Regions from separate parts of the Homo sapiens genome. Here region 1 is linked to region 2. A link is a loop called in an ENCODE intact Hi-C map of the cell type or tissue named here. Cell type or tissue: PC-3. All regions are shown on one strand.

What was found. Peaks named below come from ENCODE experiments on the same cell type or tissue, not always from the same donor. Only the 100,000 strongest peaks of a DNase experiment are listed, where the experiment ranks them.
Region 1: it touches region 2 in a loop (10-fold over the local background); 1 of 110 quality-filtered maps calls a loop at or near these places.

What each region holds. Positions count from the first base shown.
Region 1 is chr3:87,205,025-87,207,524 of GRCh38, reverse strand. No RefSeq gene overlaps it. Among named protein-coding and RNA genes, the nearest start is that of MIR4795, 20 kb to the left of the region's middle. In PC-3, no CTCF peak of the experiment used is centred here; a DNase peak (open chromatin) is centred at 1,224; H3K4me3 peaks cover 972 bases; H3K27ac peaks cover 2,384 bases.
Region 2 is chr3:87,286,099-87,288,598 of GRCh38, reverse strand. No RefSeq gene overlaps it. Among named protein-coding and RNA genes, the nearest start is that of POU1F1, 11 kb to the right of the region's middle. In PC-3, no CTCF peak of the experiment used is centred here; a DNase peak (open chromatin) is centred at 1,348; H3K27ac peaks cover 1,761 bases.

The DNA of each region.
Region 1 (2,500 bases), 81 kb after region 2:
ACTGAAAAGTCTGAAAATTTAGGTGGCTGTGAGGAGTAAACCACAATTTAAGAGTTGAAGCTTACAAGAGCACTCCTGACAGTTGACTAATTTGAGTGTTCCATCTTGAGAGAGTTTTGCTAAAGAAAAAAGAGTGAGGATTTCCCAAATTAAAATGATAGTAAAGTAAATAGAGGTTTTAAATAATGTGAAATTTTACTTCTGGTTGAGTAATTTTTCCAGCATATCATTCAACAGTGGCTTTGACAGAGAAGAGCAGTACTCAAGAATACAATTCCACTAAAACAGAAATTCCTAAGCCAAACTTTTTATTTCATTAAAATTAATGTGTTTTCTCACCACTCCCTGAAACAGACCCTCTTACCAGTATACAAGGTTGAGAGTAATTCCTCTTTGAACTCCAGTTCTTGTTAACATGGATGCTGCTGCGACTCTGTATCTCAGAGCCTGCATCTCCTTCCAGTTAAATTTTGGATCAATGAGAATGTGGCCATTGCTCTTTTCCTCAAGGGTTAGTTTTTTGTATTCATAATCAGCCACTGATGATTGGCAACCATTTTTGAAGAATTTTTTTCATGTTTTCATATCTCTTCATTACTAAGACTACATTTAAGTATTTGCATAGTATCAATTTGCATAATGTACTCCATCAGCATTTATGTGACATTTTACTGTTTCATCTCTTCTATTGTCTCGTTGCCCTCTGCCTTTCATTGTCACATGGTTAAAAAAAAGAAAAGCTCATTTCAATGACAAAGACATCCACAGTTGGAGCATAAACACATGTCCAGGCTTACTATTACTATTTTAGATAAAACTCTGGGTAATAAGGCAAGGATTTTTTTACTTGGTTGCATCTGGTTCACATTTTTTTTAGTGTTAATCAATAAATATTGAGCTACCTGAAGGTGATTGACGATCAGGTAACCTATATTTATAATTGTTCTTCAAAACTAAATTACATTTTTGTAACTAACTTGTAGCAATATGAGCCCTTACAATGCTTCCTGACCCAGTTCAAATGCTACTTATCATAAAATCTTTTCTGATTTCCCCAGGCATAGTTAATTATTTCCTCGTCTGTGTTAGTAAAGAACTCTGCTCATATATGTCATTTATCATTTACCACATTGTGTTGTGCAATCTGTTTGCAGGTCTGAATCTTTCTTTAGACTTTGACTTGCTTGAGGGTTGAGGCTGTCTTCTTTATCTTTCCTGCAAAAGCAGTAAATGTGTGATTCATAAATGTGTGATTCATAACATTTCTTAAATTTTTTTTATGTTGTAAAGTATATAAAGAAAAATATACAAATTATCAGTGTACAACTGGATGAGTCACAACGTGTATTCAACTTTGCCATGAAATGGCTGCTCAGAATCACTCTGTCACTCTGAGCATCCCCTCAGACCCACCTGCTCAACTCCTCAGTCACTCTTCCTTCCCTGTGTGTCAGAGTAATCACATTCAGACTTTCAGTACCGAGACTAGTGTTTTAGTAAATAGTAAAAATACTATTTTACATAGTTTTTGGATCCTATATATTTTGGGTAGTTTTTTTATTTCTTTCTTTTTCTTTTTATTTTATATAAATGTAAATAAAACACAAACTCATAAGTGGAAGACCTAGCATAATTTAAAATTAATCAATAAAAATGTCCAGTAGTGTTAATAATGCTTATGTAATCTGAACACACAACGAAGATATGTGATACACTAAAAAGTAATTGACAATTATTTATCTTATTCTTCCAGGAATATAGGAACAGATATTTTACTTCTTGTCTCAACCAACATGCAATTTCTAAGCTAGAAATTTAATGGTTGTTATGAACCGAATGTTTGTCACCCCAAAATTCGTATGTTGGTGCACTAACCCCCAATGTGGTATTGTTTGGAGCTGGGACTTTTGGGAGGTAACTAGGGTTAAATGAGCTGTCAGTATGGCCCTCATAATGGGATTGCCTTTATAAGAATAGACACTAAAGAGGTTGTTTGTGCCCCCCACACCCACCTCATTCACCAAGAAGAGATCATGTAAGTACACAAAGAAGAGGAAACTATCTGCCAGCTACAAAAAGAGCCCTTACCAGACTCCAACCATGTAGCTTATTGGCACCCTAATCTTGGACCTCCAGCCTTCAGAACTGTGAGAAAATAAATTTCTGTTGTTTAAGCCACTCACTTTATGGTATTTTGTTATGGGAGCCCAAACAGACTAGGACAATGGCATTTCAAAAGTTTTGTGATATTTGAATCATAAGTTTTTGATATATTTGTAATATTTCAATTTCCTAGAAGGTATATAGGAAATATGTGAGAAGCCCAGCTCTATCTTGCTATCCATAATATGTATGTTGCAACTGAGAGTTTGGTGATAGTTTCTTTTCCCAATGTTAATGATGTAATTACAATATTGTCAAATTTACATTAGGTTTTTCACTTAAAGCAGTGGTTCTCAATGAGGGTGCTTTTGTCCCCCCAGGGACGTTTTTGGTTATC
Region 2 (2,500 bases):
ATTCAAATACCTCCCCCGGTTCCCTCCCACGACACGTGGGAATTCTGGGAGATACAATTCGAATTGAGATTTCAGTGGGGACACAGACAAAACATATCATACTTGTTGGCCATTTTTATGTTTTCTTTTGAGAAATTATGCGTGTCCTGTGTCCACTTTTTTGTACTGTTGAGTTGTTCAAGTTCCTTGTATATTCTGGATATTAGTCCCATGTTGGATAAATAATTTGCAAACATTTTCTTACATTCAACAGGATACCTATTCATTCTACTGAATGTTTCTTTTGTGTGCAGAAGCTTTTTATGTTTCATATAGTCCTATTTGTCTATTTTTGTTCTTGTTGCTTGTGCTTTTGAGGTCATAGCTGTAAAACCTTTGCCTAGACCATTGTTCTGAAGTATTTTCCCTGTTTTCTTCTAGTAGTTTTACAGTTTCAGGTCTCATGTTTAAATATTTAATCCATCTTGAGTTGATTTTTGCATATGGTGAGAGATAGGGGTCTTGTTTTATTCATCTGCATATAGATATCCAATTTTCTCAGCACCATTTATTGAAGAGACTGTCTTTTGCCCATTGGATGTTCTTGGCACCTTTGTCAAGTATCTATTAGCTGCAAATACATGCATTTATTTCTAGATTCTCTATTATGTTCTATTGGTCTATATGTCTGTTTTTGTACTAATGCCATGCTGCTTTGGTTACTATGACCTAGCGATATATTTTAAAGTCAGATAGTTTGATGCCTTCAGCTTTATTCTTTTTACTTGAGATTGCTTTGGCTCTTTGGGGTATTTTGTGATTTGCTTGGGGCCTACTGTTCTTGAATCTGAACATTATCTGTCAGGAAATCTAGAAATTTCTTTGCCATCATATATTTGAATATTGCTCCTCCCAGATTTTATGTTCTTTTTCTAGAATTCCTATTCATAATATAATAGACCTCATGTTATACCATCTCTTAAATTTTCTAGCTTATTTCACATTTCTTTATTTCTTTGTACTTTGTTGTAAATTATTCCCACAGATATAAATAGAATTTTTTACATTATTTCTTCAGTTATATCTGTTTATGCTATCTACAGAGTTTTTCATTTCACTTATTTTATTTTCATTTCTATATTTTCAAGTTGGTTTGTTTTTAAATGTACATGTTCTTTACTTTAGTGCCTATTCTTTTCTTACAGCTTCCAGTTTTTCTTTTAGACCTTATTTATTTTCTAGTTTATTTTGAATAATATTTACATTAGCTCAAGTTCTTGGGCTGCTCAGTCTTTAATTTGTTGGTTTTGCACTCTTGCTCATGGTGGATTTCTTACTCATGTGATTTGTCATTTTTAGTCATGAGCTTTATTTTCAGTAGTGATGGTGATTGTGCAGCTGTGTGAATCCCCGGTACTTAGCATTATGAGTGAGTCCTTCCAGTTGTCAAAGGAGCATGACTATGACTCTCACAGGAATAGTTTTCATGATTATTTCTTAGAGTGAAAAATACCTCTTTTCTAGAAAAAGTATCAAGGGAAGCTTTTGTGTTTTTTTTGTTTGTTTTCACCAGCAGCCCAGGCAGAGATAAGCTTTTTCTTGGTGGTTTTTTGTTTGTTTTGGTTTTTTTTGTCATGTTTCTTTTTCTCTGTTAGCAGATACTTTTTCTCTAATTCTTTTTTCCAGTGAGAGTGCAAGCTTTAGAAGATGATGTAGCAATTGAGCTGTCTAGAATCCAATTGTTCACTTTGTATGGATCCATGCTTTTGTTTCCTGTACATTAAATGTGCGACTAAAACCCAAGTCGCTAACTATTGCTAAGCGAGGCATTTGTTCTACCACACTAGTAAGCCAGGTGTGGCATAGATTCACCAACATATTTACCCACCTTTTCCCTGATATATGAAGATTTCTGATTCTCTTTTTTCTTTTATTTCCCCCCTTTTCTTTGTGGTTTCTTTCGTGTGTGTATGGGAGCCCAGTTATACATTTAAACACTTTATTTTATACATCATTCCTCTTGTGGCAGAACATTTTCTCCATTAATAAGACTGTCATTTTTTCAGAGCTGAAAGTGTTAAAATTAGTATGTTTATGGTGATTTTAGTGTATAGACATTTTTATATGTATATATGTATGTGTGTATATATATATATATATATATATATATATATATATATATACACACACACACCCACACACAAATCTATATGTCTTTTCCAAAAAGAATCCTTATTTTTTTCTTTACAGGTCAATTTTCAAGATGAGATGAAATAATCTCCTATAAATTCTACTTGTGTAACTGCATTTTTATAAAATACATTTTAGTCTATGTGTGCTTATATGGTCAGAACTGAAGCTCAAAATGTTTCTCAATGTAAGCCAAGTGTCACAGTACCATTTATTAAATAACATTTTTTCCTACTCATTTTAAGAACATTTACATCAGAAACTAAATGTTTACAATGAGATTTGTATAAATGATTTTGAAATTATTAGTAGAATTTAATGAATTATTATA